2 separate regions of the Homo sapiens genome follow, and region 1 is linked to region 2. The links are chromatin loops, found by intact Hi-C in ENCODE. Cell type or tissue: dorsolateral prefrontal cortex. All regions are shown on one strand. Each heading gives the region's core, and the rest is flanking DNA. Links, peaks and the distances in the headings are about the cores only. Region 1 has its middle 81 kb from the start of SALL1. Region 2 has its middle 15 kb from the start of SALL1.

What was found. A loop is a pair of places that touch in the nucleus more often than their neighbours do. Peaks named below come from ENCODE experiments on the same cell type or tissue, not always from the same donor. Only the 100,000 strongest peaks of a DNase experiment are listed, where the experiment ranks them.
Region 1: it touches region 2 in a loop (2.3-fold over the local background); 5 of 110 quality-filtered maps call a loop at or near these places.

The regions. Positions count from the first base shown.
Region 1 is chr16:51,226,815-51,238,354 of GRCh38, forward strand. No RefSeq gene overlaps it. Among named protein-coding and RNA genes, the nearest start is that of SALL1, 81 kb to the left of the region's middle. In dorsolateral prefrontal cortex, for the core only: no CTCF peak of the experiment used is centred there; a DNase peak (open chromatin) is centred at 9,373; H3K27ac peaks cover 2,518 bases.
Region 2 is chr16:51,160,712-51,172,251 of GRCh38, forward strand. No RefSeq gene overlaps it. Among named protein-coding and RNA genes, the nearest start is that of SALL1, 15 kb to the left of the region's middle. In dorsolateral prefrontal cortex, for the core only: no CTCF peak of the experiment used is centred there; no DNase peak of the experiment used is centred there; H3K27ac peaks cover 770 bases; H3K27me3 peaks cover 689 bases.

The DNA.
Region 1 (11,540 bases), core at 2,253-10,252, 66 kb after region 2:
TGCACTCCAGCCCGGACGATAGTGCAAGACTCTGTCTCAAGAAAAAAAAAAAAAAATGCACTTGCCCTTTTGGATAGAACCACAAACAATATCTTGGCCAGTGAATGTGCTAAACATGAAGGCTCATTGTACTTCAGCTGTGATGCATACATACGACGATAAAAAGAAAATAGTGTTTGGTGTATAAGAGAGTGGCCAATAGCAGCTAAAAATAACAATAGCAAATAATAATACAGTAGGGTTGCATCATGTGAGCTCTTATGAGACTTGAACTACTGTGTTTATATCAAATCCAGGATGTTATCAAGGTAAGGTGATCATTTCATATACCACAAGGAAGAAAAAATATGCCCCCAAATAAGTGTCATGCTATGTTTTCCTATTATTAGAATTTTAAAATTAAGTTTATCCAAAGAGTTCTTACACTTATATTTAGACATGTATTTTATATATATAAATCCCTGTTGTACAAACATAAAGAAGAAATAAATTGATAAGGCATTTTTTATCTTCACATTCAGAAAACATCTGAATGTGAATAACATCTTCACATTCAGAGGCTACATTTTTCAAATCACTTATGAATTGAGTTTTCCGTGCCTGTATTCTCCATACAATATTGTCCCCTATGCCAGGGTGCACTGGTAATTCAGCAATTCTTAAGAGTGCTTAGCTATTGTCTCTGGCATTTTCTTCCCAGGCAAGTACACCCATCGCACAGATTACACAGCATTATTTGTGGCTTAATCATTTGTGACAGTTCACAAATTAAGATTTTTAAAGATTTCCTTCACTTGAAAATATTTATATAAATATTTATATGAATAAAAGGCATCTAGTAAAACATAATAACCTTTTTTTTGGTCACAATGACTCAAGATTCCTTCAATATGAGTTAGGCAACAGAATCTTGATTGAAATGGATTATAAGTTAATGAAGCATTATGAAATATATAGGATTGGTATTTTAAATATTTTCTATTACTCCTCATAATTTTACTTAGTACCATTCTTTTAGATCTTGTTTATAATTTACTGTTGATCCTAATAACTGTATTTTTGTTAAATTTGTGTAGAGGTAAGAATCTTAATCAAGGCTATCTAAACCTCTCTTCATCACCCCAAATGGGCGAGATTTGGATTTCCTTCTTCTCCACTTAAACTGGGCAAGAGTTTCCCAAGAGCTTCCCAGGAATGTTTTAGAATAAATTAATGAAAAGTTTAAAATTAACTCAAGAAAGATTAAGCAAAGAAGAAACATTTATTGAAGCCATAAGACATAGTGCACATGTGTTGGTTGCTTTTGAGATGTGTATCCCTTGCCTCCTACTCCCACCAAAAATGCCTGATTGTTCTTTGGGGACAGTTTCTCTCTCCCACCTTTAATCATATGATGTGGGAGGGATAGACTTCACCTCTGCTTCAAGGGAAAGTCCTGACTGGTTCCATCTAAACAGTATATCCTATCTCCTTATCCAGTGATTGGCTCAGAGTTGGGCAAGTAGCCTAGTTTAGACGAATGAAAGTGAATCCCAGGACTTTTGCAAAACCAACTGGAAGGGAGTCTCTCTTCGTTTGGATAATGTCGGTTATGGTGTGAGGTCTGGAGCTGATGAAACCCTTTTGCTACCACCACAGAAATGCCTAGAGTTGCAAATAACTCTGCGGTCCCTGAGAATAAATTCTACATCACAAAGGAAGGCGAGAGGAGAGTCGAAAGAGGAGAGGAGAGGGGAGGGGGAGAGAAAGAGATAGAGAGAAACTGGGTACTTGATCGCATTATTTCAACCACCAAATCAGCGCTATCTAAAGAAAGAATTACCTCTGGAATTTTCAGCAATATGAATGACATTCATTAACATTTATGTTATATAAAGCCACTTGGGAACTTTTCCTTCACTTATAGCAAAGCTCAAAACAAAACAAAAACTTTACTCTGTTTTATATTTTAAAGAATTTATTTCATTTTAAACTTTTTAAATGTTTTACAATGTATATATATATTCTCTTATATATTTTATATATATATAAATTTATATATATAATATATATATTTATATATATAAATTTATATATAAATATATATATTATATATATAAATTTATATATAAAATATATATATTTATATATATATAAATGTATATATATAAGTATATATTTATATAGTTATACATATAACTTAAAAAATATATATTTATATAAAGTTATATATATAACTTTAAAAAAATCTTAAAAATATATAAGAGAATCCAAAGACAGGGATGGAGCGGGGTCCCAGGAACTGACTGGAAACAGGAACTTAGAAGCTCCAACCTGCTGGTCCTCATGTCTGCTGCTTCTGCGTGCAGGCTTTATTCTTCTCCCTTCTCACCCTGGCATCCTCTGGTCCACACTTGGTGACTCAGTCTCTCAGCAGTGATTCTAAGTTTCCAGGAGGCAGATGCTAATTGGACCATCTCAGGTCAGGAGTCAACCTCTGATCCAACAACTCTGGCCAGAATGTCAGGGTTGCAAAGCACCAAGTTGACATCTAGGCAACCCCTGAGGGTGGGAAGGCAGCTCTGGGTGGGGAGCGTGTTGGGAGATGCTCAGGCACCCCAGAAAGTGTCCACTCCTGGTGGCTTCTGGAAGTCCCCTCATAACTTAGAGCTAAGTTTCCTTCTGTAAAATGGGGCTACCAAACCCAAGGATTGTCTTGAGTGGAAAATGAGAAAATGAATAGGAGCAGCTGCCGTTGTGGAGTGGTGAGATCATTTCAGCTGCTCTCTTGTTCGGCAGGCCCTCCAATAGCATCATTCCATTCAGCGTAATTTCATTATAACTTTGATGAAAAAAGAAGATTCCTTCAGGGGCCCCTGTTTGTGTGGAGTCTGCACATGCTCCCCATGTCTGCCTGGGTTTTCTGCAGGTACTGCAGTTTCCTCCCACATCCTAAAGCTGTGCATCTGAGTTTCATTGGCATGTCTACACAGTCCTAGTGTGAGCAAGTATGGGTGTAGGTGTGAGTGCTCTCTGCAATGGGATGACATCCTGGCCAGCGTGGATGCTCACCACCCACAACCCTGAACCAGAATAAATAAGCAGGGCTGGATGGTACTGGTATCAAAGCAGACATATAGACCAACGGAACAGAATAGAGACCTCAGAAACAAGACCACACATCTACAACCATCTAATCTTCAACAAACCTGACAAAAACAAGCAATGGGGAAAGGATTCCCTATTTAATAAATGGTGCTGAGCAAACTGGCTAGCCATATGCAGAAAACTGAAACTGGACCCCTTCTTTATATCTTATTCAAAAGTTAAGTCAAGATGGATTAAAGACTTAAATGTAAAATCCAAAACCATAAAAACTCTAGAAGAAAACTTAGGCAATACCATTCAGGACATAGGCATGGGCAAAGGTTTTATGATGAAATCGCCAAAAGCAATTGCAGCAGAAGCTAAAGTTGACAAATGGGATCTAATTAAACTAAAGAGCTTCTGCACAGCTAAAGAAACTATCATCAAAGCAAACAGGCAACCTACAGAATGGGAGAAAATTTTTGCAAGCTGCCCATCTGACAAAGGTCTAATACCTAGAATTTATAAGGAACTTAAACAAATTTACAAGAAACAAACAAACAAACCCATCAAAGAGTGGGCAAAGGATATGAAGAGACACTTCTCAAAAGAAGACATTTATGCAGCCAACAAACATATGAAAAAAAGCTCAACATCACTGATCATTACAGAAATGCAAAACAAAACCACAATGAGATACCATTTCATACCAGTCAGAATGGTGATTATTAAAAAGTCAAGAAACAACAGATCACGGCGAGGCTGTGGAGAAATAGGAATACTTTTACATTGTTGGTGGGAATGTAAATTAGTTCAACCATTGTGGAAGACAGTGTGGTGATTCCTCAAGGATCTAGAACCAGAAATACCATTTGGCCCAGCAATTCCATTACTGGGTATATGCTAATCATTCTATTATAAAGATACATGCACATGTATGTTGATTGCAGCACTATTCACAATAGCAAAGACATGGAACCAACCCAAATGCCCATCAATGATAGACTGGATAAAGAAAATGTGGTACATACATACCATGGAATACTATGCAGCCATAAAAAGAAATGAGATCATGTCCTTTACAGGGACATGGGTGAATCTGGAAGCCATCATCCTCAGGAAATTAATACAGGAACAGAAAACCAAACACCACATGTTCTCACTCATAAGTGGGAGTTGAACAGTGAGAAGACATGGACACAGGGAGGGGAACATTACACATCAGGGGCTGCTTGGGGACGGGAAAAGGGGAAGGAGAGCATTAGGACAAATAGCTAATGCATGTGGGGCTTAAAACCTAGGTGACGGGTTATAGGTGCAGCAAACCACCATGGCACGTGTATACGTATGTTACAAACCTGCACGTTCTGCACATGTATCCCAGAATTTAAAGTAAAAAAAGAAAAAAGAAAAAGAAAAGAAAAAGTGAAAGAAAAGAAAGGGAAGTGAATGAAGACAAATTATTGTAAAATAAAAATTCGTAAAGTCTACAATAATCCTACAAATGCACACAGTAAAAGCTGTGGACGGAAGTGCCCAGCAAGCCCTCTGTATCCGTGCTTGATTTTTTAAGTGCCTGGTGGCAGGAGGCAATCCTTACAATTTTTGTTTTGCGAACTTTTTTTTTTTTTAATTTAACCCACCACCACTACAACTGCCATCACTCACAGATGCACCAAAAATTGGGTAAATAATTTTCTTACTTGTCTTTTTCAATCTCTCTTAAAAGAATGTGGAGTTCACATTTATTAAAATGACTAATGTTAGAAGCATTTATTTAGAAGTTTGGCAATGTTTGTGTGAACAGGAATATGCTGTAGGAACTTAACTTTTGTTTGTATCAATTGGCCTGTGGTAAAATTTGTTTCATTATGTGTCGGTTTGCCTAAAATCTCAGTTTCTGAGAAGCTACCCATGACATTAAGGAAGGACTCACTATATTCTCAGCAGTGCTGAGCATAGCAGAGAGGTTCAATAAATGCGTCACTTGTGATTATGCAGCTGCACGCCAGCTTCACGCTGGGAAACTTGCATTAGCATTATTATGAACAACTCACATTTTGATGGTGCAATTTGGTGTATAGCACTCTCACACCCACAAAGGTAATTGACACTCAGGCCATCTCATGAGCCAGGGTCACTACTCCCATTTTACAGAAGAAACTGTAAATGGCTTATTTTAAGCCAATGTGATTTTTTTGTTTGTTTCATTTTTCTTGAGGTAGGGTGTTGCTTTGTCATCCAGGCTGGAATTCTGTGGCACAATCACAGCCCACTGCAGCCTTCAATTCTTGGGCTCAAGCAATCCTCCTGCCTTAGCCTCCTGAGTAGCTGGAACAACAGGAGCAGGCCACCATGCTCAGCTGATTTTTTCATTGTTGTTTTGCCACAGGGTCTTGCTTTGTCACCCAGGTTGGAGTACAGGGGCGTGATCTCTGTTCACTGCAAACTCTGCCTCCTCAGTTCAATTGATTCTCATGCCTCAGTCACCCCAGTAGCTGAGATTACAGGCACGCACCTCCACATCTTGCTAATTTTTGTATTTTTTTTAGTAGAGATGGCATTTTGCCATGTTGGCCAGTCTGGTCTTGGACTCCTGGACTCATGTGATCCACCCGCCTTGGCCTCTTAAAGTACTGAGATTACAGACATGAGCCACCACACCCAGCCCCAGTTGATTTTTAAATTTTTTTTTGTAAAGATGAGGTCTTGCTATGTTGCCCAGGCTGGGCTTTAACTCCTGGACTCAAGTGACCCTCCTACCTTAGCATCCAGAGTACCTGGGACTACAGATATGCTCCACCATGCCCAGAGACTAAAAATAAATAAATAAATGTAGTAGAGACAAGATCTTGCTATGTTCCTCAGGCTGGTCTCAAACTCCTGGCCTCAAGCAATCATCCCACCTCAGTTTCCCAAAGTGTTGGGATTGCAGGCATGAGCCACTGCATCTAGACATCAGTGGTTCTTAAAGTGTGAGCATCACCTGAGAACTTGCTAGAAGGAAAACAGAAACTTCTAAATCAGAAACTCTAAGGTGGGGTCCTGTCATCTGATTTTCACAGGACTTTCAGGTGATTCTGATGCCCACCCTAGGTGCTGTGTCTAATAAGTGAATCCATCCCTCCCAACTCTTTCAGCACTAGTTCCACATGGCAGTTTTGCAGTCTCAAAAGGCAGGGTGATTCGTGATCTCTGCATGTCTGTGGCTCCTAGTCTGTGCCAGTCAGTATCCAGGCTCTAGTGGATACCGAAGTGAGTTTTAGCCAAAGGTGTTGATTTTTATTTACCAACAACACCTTCGTTCCTTGAAACTGGTTTGGCTTCCTCTTTCTCCAGTGGGCTTTCTCAGGGAAGGGCTCAGGCTGCATTTGGCAAACTTCTGTGCCCTCACACAGCTTTGTGTTTGATTCTAGTGGAGTAAACCTACCGCTGCCAAGAATATCTTGCTTTTCCTCTTTTCCTCTCATTTCTTGCTCTTCTCCAGGGAGTTTCCTCACTTCCTCTCATTTCTTGCTCTTCCCTAGGGAGTTCAGGTGGCACCCTAGAGTGGTGAGTGCTGGGCAAAGCAGACATTTCAAGATCTTTGTCACAGCCTTGGCTGCATATGGATCTGCAGACATCTCAGTAAGGGGTTGGGGGGTACACCCGTTAACGCCAACTGCAAAGCCACTCGGGCTTAGTCATGGTGGAAGAGGCTTCTTTATAAGGTCAGTAATTTAACAGAATCAAAACTCAAAACCTTCCAGAACTTGGAGGAAGATTTCTGCCTTGCCTTACTGTATCGGGAAGCTTCTTAGCTGCAAGGAACAGAAAAAGATACTGGCTGCCTTACACAGGAAAGAAATGAATTCAAGAGTATGGGTGGCTGACTGCATTGTGAGGAGGGCTGGAGAGCCAGGCTCAGAGGCCACGCAGCCAGGGGGATGCCCCAGTCATCTCACAGGAAGGTCTGGTGAGGGCACTGTTGACATCATTCCTATGTGTTGGGTGCGTGTCCTCTCTCCTAGCCCTGCCATGGATGTCCCGGGGATTTGGTCTTGCTGCAATGGCTACTGCTGCTCCATGAATGCTACCCAATCCCCAACTTTTTATACCACAGAGATCCAATGAATAACCTGGGTTGGATGCTTCTGATTGGTGGAAGACAGTCACATGCCTCTGCTTCAGGTGCAAGGGATCCTGGGGAGATGGGTATCCCCCATTTTTATCGTCTGCTGAGGGAGGTGGACTCAGCTCCTCCCAAGACTCAGAAAGTGGAAAATTTCTTCCAAATAAGCAGGAAGTTAACAAGCTGTGTAACCAAAAGAATAACTATCCCAAACTATCTATTATAAAATCATAATCATAAAAGCTAACAATTCTATGCTCTTGTTATATGCTCTGTGCTGTTATGACTCATATATATTACCTTATCTAATCTTCACAGAAGTTCTATAAAGTCATTCTAAGTTGTTACCACTACCATATGAACAGATAAGGAAACTGAGGCCCAGAGAGCTGAGCTATTCATTCAAGATCCTGTAGCTCTAAAGTGGCAGAGCCAGGCTTTGAACACAGGGCATGAGCTGCCTCTCAAACCCTAAGGCTGAAGTGACAGCAGAACCCAGATTTCTGACCTGAGCACCTCTCAGTTCCATAAGCCAGTAAATCCCTTACTTTTATTTAAAAGACAGTGACTGGTGTGATGGACGGGGGTGGGGGGGTGCAGTCTGAAAAATAATGATAATAATATTAATAACAGGTGATATTGATTGAGTGCCTATACTTTTTACAGTTGAGTTAAGGTTATTCCTTTTAATCATCCCATCTGTCCTATGATTTAAGATACAACTATTATCCTCATTTTATGGATGAGGAAATGAGGCTGAAAAGGGTTAAGAAATGTGACAAACTTGATACAACTTGTAGAAGACAAACAGGGTTCGAATCCAGGGCTGTTACTAGTATGGGCTGTTAACTTTTGGCCAAAGTCCCTGTTTTTCCGCCCTCAACTGGTGGCTGATTTTACCTGGGCCTTTATATGCAATTCTATTAGAGTTGTCCTCCCTACACCATGGAAAAATGCCTAATCTATAATGACAGCAGACATCTCTAGTTGACCAGCCTGCACTCTCCTACTTAATGTAAGCATGGCCTCAGATTCCTTCTTAACACAAATGTTTTCAGCAGCATCTTCCAACTGATCAGATTTGGCATGTGGGAGGCAAATGGTATCTCCTCCGTTATCTAAAGGGTTTGCGTGGATTCCAAGTGACTTGAGCCAGAGATTCCTTTATAGAGAATCAAAGAAGCAGGCACTTGGCTTTTTTCCCCCTGAACATCCATAATAAATGGTTACAAAAGAGTGTGATCACAGTAGCTATTCTCTTACGGTTTAGTTTTGTTAGAATTTATTCCTAATTGAACATAATTTAAGGTTGCTTATAATAAAAAGCACACAACCTTTAACTGGACATTTAAAAAAATCATATTAAACTGAGAACTGGGAGAAGAGAGATGATTTTGCCGAGAATTTTATGCAGTATTGTTACAATGCCTTAAAATTAAAATTATCCCCGAGTTCTCTGGCACCCAGATAATAAAGGGCAAGAAGATGTATGACTTCTGTGAGTTCTCCTTGCTTGGTAAGATGGAGGTATATATAATAGCTTGTGGGTGAATCTGGCCACAAATATGCTTTGTTTAACTGTACATGATTTGAAATAAGGATAGTCCACTTGAAAATCCAGCCTTGCTTTAAAGATGATAAGACATGGCCACTCCATGCTCATCTCTCTCAAGCTCAACCATCAGCAGGAGCTGAGCAGTGCCTGCCCCTTTAGACCAGCAGGCCGACTTCAGCTCCCTCTTCCCTTTCTCACCTGCCTACGCTAACTCAACTCATAGATCAGATCCCCACCCCCTTATCTGTGCCTCTCAGAGCTCATCTTGGACTTTGTTCCCTTTCGCTCACTGTTCCTGCCTCTTCAGATCTTTTTTTTTTTTTTTTTTTTTTTTTTTTCCGGACAGGGTCTCCCTCTGTCGCCCAGGCTGGAGTGCAGTGGCTCAGTCCTTGCTCACTGTAACCTCTGCCTGCGGGGTTCAAACAATTCTCCTGCCTCAGCCACCTGAGTAGCTGGGATTACAGGTGTGTGCCACCACATCTGGCTAATTTTTGTATTTTTAGTAGAGACGGGGTTTTGCCATGTTGGCCAGGCCAGTCTTGAATTCCTAAGCTCAAGTGATCTGCCGTGCTCGGCCTCCCAAAGTGCTGGGGTTACAGGCGTGAGCCACTGCGCCCAGCCTCTTAGGAGCTTTCTCTGCTTCTAATCCACCAAGCATGTTCCTGCCTCCAGGCCTTTGCACTTGCTGTGCCCTCTGTCTGGAACAGCGTGGCCCCTGCACAGCTGCCTGCTCAGGTCTTTGCTCAATTGTCACGTTATCAGTGAGACCTTCCCTGCCCACCCCACAGAAAACAGCAGCACCCCCCACCACTCTCTACCCTCTAAACCTGCTCCATTTTTTCCATGGCATTCATTACTATCTAATCTATTTCTATTAGTACGTATTTGTTGAGTTTTTTCTCTTACATCCGGCAATGTAATTCTCTGGGGAATGAAAGTGGGGACTGGGGCCGGGGTTCTCATTTGTTCCCTGCTCTATACCCAGCACTAGAGCAGTGGCTGGCACATCGGAGACATTGAATGTAGGAAATGAATGCATAAAAATCTATGTCCAGTCAACGTTAATCTGTGAGACATACATATCTAATCTTTCCAATTAAAGATATCTTTATATAAATATAAAGATTAGAGGCATAAAGATGCATTGTTTTATCTTGGGCTGTAAAGATACAATGCTATAAAGACAGCTATATTTATATCTATAGTGCTTGCAGATTAAAGGCCAAACAATGACCAGTAGTCACAGAAGGCAAAGACAATGGCAATGCTGTTTACGGTTTCCTTGCATACTGTTTCTGTGAGCTCCTTTTCTTTATAAGTGCTATTAACCCTTTGTGGGATTGTCGGATTCTTTCTTGAAATAGCCCCAGTTGGCCAACTCTTCTGACAGGTTAGAATCCAAACATGGATGTTTGGATTTACAAACCTCCCTTACAAATAGAGAGGTGAACTTGGGTTCAAGCAGCGTCTCTCCTTTCCCTAGCTGCATCTCTGTTTGGGTGGCTGGGCGGGGATAATCCAGCCTGTACATGCCTGGCCTTCTTTACTCCATCAAAATTCCCCATAGACATGCTCTGCGTCTACCCCGTGTGTCTCCATGGCCCTAAGCCCACGCCATGCATTTCCTCTCCAGCTCACCCTAACCGGAGTCCTCTTGGATCCAGCAAAATCTTATTTCAACACCCGTCAACCCAGAAATGTGTCCTTCTCCAAGGCAGGGCTGGCACTGCTCACAGCTCTGGAAAGTCCACTGTGGTCAGGACACCCACTCTGATCTGAGCTCACTTTCTGTGCCTGGAGAAGCCTTTTCATTCAATGCATCCCAGCACAGGCATAGTGCAGGCACTTCAGCTCCTGGTTGTAGATGAAATGAGTGGAGAGAGGGAATCTTGCTGGATCCTGGACAGTGGTGCTGAATGAGCTGTCAGCAGGTACGGGACCACTGTGTCAGTCTTGCTACCCCCAGAAGCTCATCTCCCTTTCCCCAAGCTCCTTGTCTCCTTCCACCTGCAGCAAGGTGCCTCCCAGGGGGGTCCCACTCACCTCCCACCTCCCAGGCCCTCACTCCCTCACTGGTGAAGGCCAGAAGAGGATGGAGGTGGGGTTCTCCTGTTTAGAGGCCACCCTCCAGTGCCAAGAAGTTTGGGGTATCCTTGGGCAGTGGGGTCATTTTATTCCCAAACCCTTCAAGATCCTCCTGCCAGGGAAAGGTTTCTTTTCCTGCCTTAGGAAGCCACTTCCGGAGGCAAGCTTCAGGAGAAAAGGAAAAGCAGATGTCAGCCTGTGACACAGAATAATCGATTTGCTCAGTGCTTGTATTTTCCTACCAATTTTGTATTTTTCAAAAAGGACAATCAAACAATTGTACTCTCGGCTAATTAATGACAAGCTGGTAAAAGCATCTCCTCATTGTTCCATTTATTTCTCCATTTCTCCCAGTTAACAGCCCTGTCTCTGAAATGAATCAATGTCGTTTACACAATGCTGTCACCCCATTGTTCCTTTATCATCCTCCATTTTCATAAATCGGGGTGTTAATCCCTTAATGGCTTTTCTCAGTGCTTAAAAAAAATGAAAGGAAAAAAAAAAAGGAAAGAAAAAAAGCCCAGCTCCTGCTCACTCTTAATCCGCCTGTAGACAATGGGTGTTTACACAGGCGGCCCTGTGAGGTGTTTACTCAAACAAGCAGGTCCAGTTGGGGATTTAGCCCTTTCTGTTTGTTGGCTAAACAGGAGGCCAACTGGGGATACACCCCTTCCTCAGGTAGGGTCTGCCCCAGCCCCCGCCCAGGCCTTTCTGCTGGACTCT
Region 2 (11,540 bases), core at 2,002-10,001:
CAAAACTGGTTTTTGCAATTGCATAGTAAACAGTTTCATTCAGTGGAGTACTACTCAGCAATATAAAAGGAATGAAGTACCGATACTTGCAATGATGTAGATAAATCTCAAAAGTATTATGCTTAGTAACAGAAGCCAGTAGCAAAAGAGTACACACAGTGTAATTCCATTTATGTAAAATTCCTAGAAAACACAAATGAATCCATAGGGGCAGAAATCAAATTAGTGGTTTCACGGTTGCCTGGAGTGGAAGGGGAGGGAGGGAGATTGTCAAGGGTCACAGGGAAATTCTGCAGGGAGATAGAAATGTTTGTTATCTTGATTGTATTCATGTTTTTACAGTTATATACCTATTTCAAAACTGATCAAGCCTGGCATGGTGGCTCATGCCTATAATCCCAGCACTTTGGGAAGCCGAGGCAGGCAGATCGCTTGAGCCCAGGAGTTCGAGACCAGCCTGGGCAACATAGTGAGACCCTATCTCTGCAAAAAATTTAAAAATTAGCTAAGAAGGGTAGTGTGCCCCTTTAGTCCCAGCTACTTGGGAGGCTGAGGTGGGAGGATTGCTTGAGTCCAGGGGGCAGAGGAACTGATCAAATTGTACATTTGACATATGTGTATTTCCACAATATCTTGATAAAATTGAAAAGTTAAGTTTCTCATTTCCGAATCTGTTTGGAAATGGTCATTGTACATAAAGAATTTAAAGGGAAAAGGAAAATTGCCACTGTCATATTTCAGCGTTTGAACGCTAAAAGTTCTCTGGGGCCTGGTTGCATTTGATGTGGGAACAAAGCTAGGGTGGGGACAGGATGGGGCTGGCACTGAGCCACCTACATTGACTCTGGAGACAGCATAAAGTTTTCCTTGTGTTTCTGAGTAGTAGTAACTTATTCTGTTATTCTGCCTGGAGGCAAAAAGACCTTTGGCTGTCAGGTACTAATCTAGTCTCACAATTAGATGACCTGTCTGTGGTGAGAGTGAAGGCCACAGCCCCCAGTGGCAGACATATCCAGGGGGAATTCAAGGTCTGAAGCTGAAACATGACTCAGAACCCCCAAACTGACATAACTCACCATTGGATGATTCTTTTGGTATGCTATGGATTGGTTGTGGTGAAGGACTAATTGGTTTTCTTTTTTTTCCAAATGTATTGTGGACCAATGTTTTGGGGAATACATTAGAAAAATATTACTTGAAAAAAAGTGAAATAGAAAACAGGGTCACAGAAAACATTAGTCCAAAATTGTATGATGGATTTAGCAACCAAGAAATTATTCTGGCAAAATGCCAAAGTAAGTTCTCAATGCTTACTTTCAGTTTCTGTAGTTATGGTGTTGCAGATGGATTACAAACTCATGGATCACACTGGTCCATGGACCAGAGTTTGGGTGGCTCTGAAATAGTCCAGAATCTCACAGCCATTGTACCCACCAGGTGGTTAGTTAGATAATGTTTCCCCTTAGTGCTCAGGGTGGCTGGGTATGACCTGGAACAGCCAGAGTACCCCAGAGCCAGTTGCCTTGGGTCACAGGAGCTTCTAGCTTTCATCACAGTGAGCCACACAGATGTTAATACTTGTCTATGTAGAAAAGGTTAGGAAGCACCAGAGACCAGTGGGTTTTACATTTTAGTGAGCACAACAATTAGAAAGATGGGTAGGGAGAACTTGGGGAAAAAAAAAAAAGCGTGTTTCTGAACTGCAACCTCCAAGAGTCTAAGCCAGGAATCTGCATTTTCATCAATACCCTAGTAACACCATCAATACCCTAGTAACACCATAGTTGACTCCAATGGGTGTGTTCCAAGGGCTTCATTTTCAGAACTACTTCTGTAGACATAGTGGAGTTAGGTCAGTGGTGGGGATTTTCTAAGTGTACACATTTATTTATTTCTACAAGTTACATTTAAGACCAGGAATTAAACTGAGGTTTGCTTCTGTCAGGGTTCTTAGCTTCAGCAACAGAAACTGGTTAATTTAAACACTGAGAGGCTGGATGAATTGGCTCTCGCTGGCAATCCCAGCACTTTGGGAGGGCAAGGTGGGAGGATTGCTTGAGGCCAAGTGTTCAAGACCAGCCTGGGCAACATAGTGAGACTGAGTCTGTACAAAAAAATAAAAATAAAAAAGTAGCCTTGTGTGGTGGTGCATTTGAACGGGGCTCTGCCTCCTTCACACTCCCAGCTCAGCTCAGTTGCATGTGTCAGAGAGTTGCTAGGGAGACTCATCAGGTGCCATCTGCCCTCAGCAGAACCCTGGGATGTTTTCAGAAGAAAAGGGAGGGAGAAGGTATTGGCCTTTTACTGCACACTTTCCAGGACTCCAGCTGAGCACAGTACACCCATTATCTCAACACATTCCTCCAAGAACTCTGTCTAGTGTTTCTGTTTTCCCCATTTTACAGAGGAGAAAACTGAGACTCATGAGCAATTTCCTTGAAGTCATGAAGCCTTGGAGTTGCTTGATGCCTAAAACCAGGTCTCATGACATTTTTACAAGAAAATAAAAACTACATGATAACAAAAAAAGGCTTCAAGTTTTAGGAAGCCCAGGTGCAGAAGGATTTGGGGCAGGACTTTGGAGTTCCCAGCAGTGACCTGATCTGGGTCCCTGTTTTGGTTTAAGATGTTAGGAAGATACAGTATGAGGGTGCAGACTCATTAAAATCTCAGGAGCTGCAGTTGCTTTGTATTTTTTTAAATGGGTGGTCTTTAAATGCCTTTGATTTAGAACTGATGAAACTGATGGAGAGCTTAGAGCAAAGCTAACTCCACCCCAGTGAATGAAACTGTCTCTGAACCTCTGATTCTGGATGAGTTCATGACTGATGCCAGCCGCCAGTCTGTGTGACCCCTATCCTGCAATCCTGCTTTTAGTATGATTCAGTAGTTAGGATATGCAGAAACCTCTGTGTCTTCTTTTTACCCCAATGAGTATGGTTGAAAAGTAGTATGAATATAGGAGAAAGGGGCAGGATTTGGGAAAAGAATGCCTGAGTTAAAACTCTTATTCTGTTTATTAGCAGCGGGATTTTGCCCAAATTTCTTAATCTGGTAGAGCTTCACTTTCCTCCTATGTTGTAAACTGAGTGGCTTTATCTGGGTAGTCACCAGCTGGGCGGGGGTGGTGGCCAGAGGCCACCAGACTGTCAGCCCCACATGGGCAGGACATGTGGTAGGCATTCGAGAAATATTTATCAAATGGGTGAATCCAGAGAGTGAAGGGATGCTACGGTCCATCTGTGCACACTTTAACATGCTGACAGATGCTAGCAGCCTTGGATTCTTACCACAGAGCAGTATCTCAGACTTTAGTGCATTCACAGATAACCTGGAGAACTTGTTAGAATGAAGATTCTGAATTGCAAGGTCAAGGGTGGGGCCCGAGATTCTGAATTCCTTAATGAGCTCTGGGGTGCTGCTGTGGCTGTGGATCACGGACCACTCTTTGTGTAGTGAGAGTATAAATGAGTGGCCAGTGAGTCCACAAGTACATGTGTGGTTGAGTGGGATAGGGCAGGGGTCACCTTGACTAGTGATTTTCCAGTAGGAGCATGACTCAGTTCTCCAGCCCATCCTGTGTCAAGAAACATCCCCAGTCTGACAACACAGGACTGTCAGCGAAGAAAGAGCACACTCTCTGTTTCCCCTGCAGCAGTGAGGGCAGCCTGGCCATGCTACTTCTTGTTTGCCATATTTGGTGAACATGATGGCTGTGGCTGTCTGTTACTGTGAGTCACCAGCCCGTGGCACCAGCATTAATTGCCATGAATACTTGTTAGAGATGGTGGGTGTCCAGTACCAGGCATATGGTTGGTATGTGATAGGCACTCAAGAAACAATAGCTGCTGTGATGAGGATGATGATGGTGATGATGATTATTTTATGAAGTCCTTTCACATCTCATTTAGTGTTCTCAGGAACACAATGACATGGGTAATAATTGTGCAGTGTTTGTTTATCTCTGGATCCTGGATATACCAGGCTTGTTCCCACCTCCACACCTTTGCTGGGAGCAATGGTTTTCAGATGGGAGCAACTTCCATCCCCAGGGACATTTCGCAATATCTGAAGACATTTTGGGTTGTCATGACTGAGGGGTGCTACTGGCACCTAGTGGGTGGAGACCAGGGAGGCTGCTGAACACCCTACACTGCACAGGACAGCCCCCCCTCCAAAGCAAAGAATTAGGCCACAAATGTTAACAGTGCCGAGAGTGAGAAACCCTGGCTTAGATGGTTCTTCCTATAGAGATTACTTCCCCAATTCTACCGTGGAATATTCTATAAGCTTGCTAAACTGACTTTGGAGTGAACACGTGTTATGATGTTGTCTTAATTTTTAAAGCCTAGAGTCTCTTAGTGGTACAAGTTTAAACTAGAGGCCTGCAGAGGCTTCCTCACTGTCCCCTCACCCTATACCCCCCACCCCCAACTTTTACAGTAGGGACATGAGAGGGACAATTTCATATTCCCATTTAAGATGTGAATGGAGGGTTGGAGAAAGGAGCCTCAGTGGGTATATGCTTGTGTCATCAATTTCAGAACTAGACCACAGTTCTTTGTTCGCTATCTACCCTCCCTAACCAAGACCAGCAAGGGATGCCAGCCCAAACAAGGAGGCAGAACTCTTAGGCCCACCTTGGCTGTAACATCCACAATAGTTTTTGTTTTTTCCAAACACAGCAAAAGGGACTAAAAAAAAATTAGCATTGTAAGGAACTAGTTTGGCAAAATAATGCATTTTCCTCTCCAAAAAATAAAGAAGGACTGATGAGGTATGGCCTCCCTCTAGGAATTTAATATGGAATGGATCTTGACAGCACATGGGTTTTTGCACCACCTTCCTGAGAGCCAGGAGCTGCTACAAAACCTCCAGCAGCATTCCCCATTCCACACAATGCACAGGAATAAAATGCAATGATCCTTACAGGTGGCCTGGCTAGTACCGGTGAGCCTGGGAAAAAGGTGGTTTGTTTGTTTGTTTGTTTGTTTTTTGAGACGGAGTCTCGCTCTGTTGCCCAGGCTGGAGTGCAGTGGCGCAATCTCAGCTCACTGCAACCTCTGCTTCCCAGGTTCAAGAATTCTCCTGTCTCTGCCTCCTGAGTAGCTGGAATCAGAGGGACCGCCACCACACCCGGCTAATTTTTGTATTTTTAGTAGAGATGGGGTTTCACCATGTTGGCCAGGCTAGTCTCGAACTCCTGATCTCAAGTGATCCACCCACCTTGGCCTCCCAAAGTGTTCCGATTACAGACATGAGCCACCTTGCCTGGCTGGGAAAATCTTTTGAACAACATAAGGAAATGTCTATTGGGAAGTGGAGTGCAGATGGCAGGCAGGGAGCACGTTGCCTCCTGGAAATGGTTCTTTTGCTGCGAGCTCATGCAGGAGATGTTTGTCAGAGAGGGGTAGATGGCCCACAAAGGGAGGAGCCTCAATTCTGTCTCCAGCAGCCTTTTATTGCTAGTGATAGGTGCCATCAGTGTCTGGCCTGAGGAATGGTCGTGCTCGCAGGCACCTCTGTCAAGTATCCTATTGATCTGTGCTTCCTCTTCCCTGGAACAAAGGAAGAGTAGTAAAAAAGTCAGGCACTGCTGGCTGGGGAGGGTGGTGGTGTGGGCTCCCTGGGGTGAGCTTGTGCTTGGTCATCCTCACAGCTGCCCTCCCTCCAGAACCGCAGATCCTCACCATACTGGTCCCCACAGACATAAGCCCAGCTCACAGTGACCTCTCAGAAAGATGCATGCCTTTTCTGATGTTTCTTTCTCATTGAAGTGGTGGTGGTGATTCATTTTTCTACCATTGGTGCATTAGATATCTGTTAAATAGGATTGAAAGCAATTAATCTGGAGCAGAACACCTGAATATCCCATTCGTAAATAATTGTTTTTCTTGGTGCCCCAGCATTGGTGTGTGAGGGAAGATTTACAAGCCTAAAGCCTATAGGCCAAACTCGTAGAAAAAAAGTGTGGACCCAATCCTCTGACTGTACATATGAGATTAAATGGCCATGATTCATATATTGCCATAAGCACCCAGGGGACATTTTTATGGCATGTTCATAAGAGTTTATAATGTAGAAGAGACAAGATCCACCACTAGCCCCCACCAGGGCATAAAACCCATCTTCCAAATAAAAACACAAAGGCACTTTAGCAAAAGTTCTGTTGCGTGGCTGTTAAAATGGCAGAGAAAAGTCTGTTGAGCATAGGGCAGGCTGAAATTAGTGTCCGAATGTGTAAGTGTGTGTTTGGAAGGAAGGGCATCTCTGGAGCAATATTGCTAAGTTATGGCTGCATGGCTAAGGACCCTGCCAAACCTGGGGGTGAGTCATGGCTCTATTACCTGCTAGCCATGTGACCTTGGGCAGGTCATTCAAGTACTCTATGCATCAGTTTATTAATGAACAGAATAGTACCTGACCTCCTAATGTTCTTGCAAGGATTCCATGAACTCGTGTTTACAAAATATTAAACCTGTCCCTGGAGCATAATAATAGCTCCATAAACGTTAGAGAGGAGAAAGACATGCTGTTGATGATGATGGTGGTAGTGAGGTTGATGGCAATGATCCCTGGTGTCTGGAATGTATCAACTTACAAAGTACAGCCACGTGCCTCAGTCATCTGACTCGTTCCTCTGTCAGTTAAGGAACAGGTTCAACCACTTCGAAACATGCTTGATGGTGCAGACAGCCAGGTAGAGCAGTTGTAGGACATGTCCCTGGGACAGTCACTTGTCCACTGGAGCTGGTCTCGGATCTCTGCCCTCAAGCCCCTGTTCCCTCAGTGCCCTGACTCCCTCGTGCTGCCCATTGGCTGTGTGTCCAGAGACTGTAAAGTGATTTTAACATCAGGACTAGCACACCATGGTTAAGAAGGAGAACTTGCTGCCAGCATTGCCACTCAACATTTTTGTTTGTTTGGATTTGGCTTTTGGAGGGTCTGTGCCTCCATGCTGTTGTGTTCATCACATGTTGCCAATTTGTGGTGAATGTGGCAAGCGTGAGACTCCAAGCAGCCAAAGTTAAGTGTAGAGGGGAAGTTTGCCAATTCAGCAACTGGGATACTGTGTACCCTTTTTGGTCAATCAAAACCTTGTGTTGAACTAAGATCATCCCTTCATGGGGGCCATCTGAATCTGTACTCATCTCAATAGCTAACGTGTATGGAGCCCGGCTTTACAAGAGTGATTTCAGTGAAGCTTCGCCACAGCCTTATAAAGAAGACCCTTTCATCTGCCAGCATTCTTGGCTGCAAGCAACAGAAGCTGACTTGCTTTCTCAAAATGAGAGAGTTTATTGGAAGGAGGTTGTCAGAAGCTGGAGCACAAGGTTGTGAAAAGGAAGGGGGATTCATGGAACCCCAGAGAATCAGGAAGGCTGTTCCATGTGAAACCTCTGTTACTACAATCAACAAAATTTCCAGTCATCTCCACGGCCTGGAGTCCCTCAGTTGGGATTTGCTGAGCTTACTTCAAGACCTGCCATTTGGCTGGGCCAAGGCAGGAAAAAGAGATCTTGTCTGTTAAACAACAAGAGAACTTAGCAGGCTCTATCTTTCTCCAAGACTATATATCATTGGGGGAGCTCCCCAAAAAGTTTTGAAGGTGGGGGACTGGATTCCAGATAGTCCAAATTGACCAATCACCACCACAGTAACATTAATGTCCCTATTTACAGATTAATACACTGATGCTCAGAAGAGTTGGGTAAATTGCTCAATTTCATACCAGCAGCAAGTGGCAGAGCTGAGATTTTCACTCAAAATTGTTGCTCTTTTTTTTTTTTTTTTTTTTTCCACAGAGTCTTGCTCTATTGCCCAGGCTGGAGTGCAGTGGCATGAGCATAGCTCACTGCAGACTTGAACTCCTGGGCTCAGGCGATCCACTCCCGCCTTGGTCCCCCAAAGTGCTGAGATTATAGGCATGAGCTCCTGCACCTGGCCACTGCTCTTCCTTTAATTAGAGAATGCATTGGTTAGGATGAGTTCAGCTGGCAGTAATAGGATGCACTACTCAAACGGACCTAACAGCATGGACATTTATTTGCTCCCACACTCAGAATTAATCCAGGGCCTTCATCATGACATCAGGGACTTGTAGCTGCTTCTTCTGAAGGCTGGGTCCCCTCACGGCTTCAGGGTGGCAGCCACAGGCATCAGAGCTCTTTGCTTCCCTGTTCACATCATGTTGGGGGAAGTGAGAGTGGACTTTCATACTCTCTGTCTCTCTCTTAAGTGCATGAAATACCTTTCTCAGAAGCCTCTGGCAAACCTCTCTTTAAGTCTTATTGGCTGGAATTGGATCACACGTCCACTACTAAACCACTTGCTGAGAGTGATTAACCTCAGACCTACCACAGGAGCTGGATTCAAACCCCAAACTACATGGCCTTTGCAAGGTGACAGGGTGGTTTAGCTGTTGGGGAGTTGACCATGGTCCACTACGAAGAATAACAATGTATATGTTTAACTCCTCTTTTATATAGAACAAGGACCCAGGCCAGTCAATATATTTACCATACTGATACCTGTGGTCAAGTTTAACTCTTTCTCTAGCTAGTAAATGCTTTACCTCATAGCAGTAGTATAAACAGAATGAACATAAATTATTTCTTCATTGTTCTTCCCAGCCTGGACTTTAACATCTCACTGATCTATGGCCAAAAGACATCTATTACAGACACCTTGCTCTGGAGCTTGGCTAACCACCTTCCATTATCATTAAGGCTCATGTTATTTTCTGATGTTTTTAAACATAGTTTGTGACTTGACTTCCTTCTAATATAATGATGGCACCATCTATGGGTGACTCTCGGTTTGAGGTAGGGGCAAGGGTTGGATAGAGAAGAAACTCCCCCAAAGGTGTGATACTTTGTAAGCATAGCGACTTCCCAGAGCAGTATTGCAGAATTCAGAGGCCATGGGTTGCAAGTAACAGAAACTCAAGTTGAGCCAGTTTATGGAAGAGGGAGACTAAAGAGGAAGACTTTTCTGGAATATCCCAGAAAAGATGCAACAGGACCTAATGGAATGAGGGGTTCAAATGGGATCAGGACAAGTGATCTTTTTTTCTGCTTCCCGCTGGGCATCTGCTCATCCTATCCACTTGCACACTGGCTTCTTCCATTTCTGACACCCTCATGGAAGGAAATGTGGCTACCAAGAACACTTCACGCCTTGCTTGAAGGTACTGGAGGCTTTCTTTTATTTTAATTTCAAGGATTCCTGAAAGATCTCTTTTTGGCTCAAAGTGACAGGTGCCAACCCCTGAGGCTGTGGTCAAGAGTCAGGTTGGACTTGCAGGGTGATTCCCCTGATGACCATGTAGAAGATGGGAGATGGGGAGTGATGGGACAATTCCTGGAAAAGAAGTCCTGGGAGGACAGTCCCATAGGCTGCATCATAATCATCTAGTGCCATTGAGGGGAGCAGGTGGCAGGAGAAAAAGAAGGGAATTCCCCTTGTGATTCTGTAGACTTGGCTGTGCCTGCAGTTTTCCAAGGCAACTAGAGAGCTCTGTCTTCTCACCACTTCTTCTGGAGGATTCCCTGAGGAAGCTGCTGGATCTTTCAGAAGGTGCTGATGAACAGAGCTGGGCGAATGGGCATGGCATAGTCCATGCCCTTATGAAGACCAAAGGCTGGCTGGGGAGAGAGATGTGTGCTCAACTCAGGGCCTTCACTGGGCTTCCAGAGGTCCTCTGCTGCCACACTCACTGTATATGGTGACAGCTGTCTATGGGTGGATTTTTTTTTTTTAGATGGAATCTCACTTTGTCACCCAGGCTGGAGTGCAGTGGCATGCTCTTAGCTCACTGCAACTTCCGCCTCCTGGGTTCAAGTGATTCTCGTGCCTCAGCCTCCCGAGTAGCTGGGAGTATAGGCACATGCCACCACACCCAGCTAATTTTTGTATTTTTAGTAGAGATAGTGTTTCACCATGTTGGCCAGGCTGGTCTCGAACTCCTGACCTCAAGTGATCTACCCACCTTGGCCTCACAAAGTGCTGGGATTATAGGCATGAGCCACTGGGCCTGTCCAGTGGGTGGACTTCTTGAGGGTGGGGAGCTGTGTCTGGGTCTCCTTGATGCTCCAGAACTTAGTTATTTTCCTGACACTGCACAGGTATATCAGGTGAGTGATTGAATAAATTCTTTCCCATGCAAGGCCAAAGAGAGACACAAGCTGGTGGTTTTGAGGAGGAGAGGTTGGTTCTTTCCAACTGGTGGACTGGGGCAAGTATCACATATGTAACACCCACTGAGCTGTGCATGAGTGGTCTGCAGAAATGCAGTAGATGGGAAGAGGAGGGGTGATGCATGAAAGGCAAGCCCCAAATTGGGGCTTAGCCTGAGAGGGTTCTTGGCTTTGCCCAGGAAAGAATTCAAGGGTGAGATGGTGGTAAGGTAGAAGAAAACAGCTTTACTGAAGTGTCAGTGTTGCAGTTCTGACAGTGATGCAGCTCTGTGACTGCTCCTGCAGAGCAGGGCTACCCCATAGGCAGTGTGCTGAGAGCTGCAGCTCAGGGCAGGTGTGCAGTCATAGTTATATCTACTTTTAATTGCATGCAGATTAAGAGGTGTTTTTTTGCGGACATTTCTAGGAAAAGGGTAGTAACTTCTGCACCATCAGGTCATTTCTATGGAGAGGAGTGATAACTCCTGGGTGTTGCCACGCAAAGGTAAACTGATGTGGCACACTGGTGGGCATGTCTTATGGAAAGCTGCTTCTGCCTAGTTCCTATTTTAGCTAGTCCTCAATTTGGTCCAGTGTCTGAGCCCCATCTCTGGTATTGAGTCCCACCTCCTACCTCAGTGGTGGGGGTCGGTTCTGCCCGGATGGGTTCAGAGCCTCTTGCTGCTTCTGTCCCTGACCTGGGCTCTGACAACCCATATTCTCTCTAGAACACCATCTAGGTCACAGCAATTAAACCTGAATTGTTCCAAAAAAAAAAAAAAAAAAAAACAGCAACTACCTGATGTCCACTATATCTTTCTGGAGTTCCATGTATTTCCAACTAGACAGAATTTTCCATCTTCATAATAGGCGAGAAGGAGGGGATTGGAAGGGGCCATGGGGAGGAGCATAAGGAGGCTCCATGGGAGGCAGCCTCTGAGGTTTCAGCCAGCCTTCCGCACAGTGCTGCCAGCAACACACCATGTGATCCTGAGCAAGTCCCTTTCCTTCACCAGTTTCCATTCATAAAACAAGGAGATAGGATTCAGTCACTCTTGTGGTACTTTGCAGTGCTAACGTTTCATGCTCCTTTCTGTGCCCTACTGGTCATGCCAAGTGTCTAAGAAGGGCAGTGGTTGGCCTAAGTCACCTAGCAAGTTGGGGAAGGAGGCAGAAAGTGCACCCACTATGAGCAGCAGGAGGGCGTGTTCTGTTCACTCCCAGGATAGTCATAGCACCTTGCTAGTGCCTTGCGCACAGTAGGTACTTGATAGATTTACTGAATGAATGCATGCACATTTCTAGACTCCTGAGTTACTGTAGATTCCAGAAGCTACTGCCTTTCTATTAGGATTCCAGAAA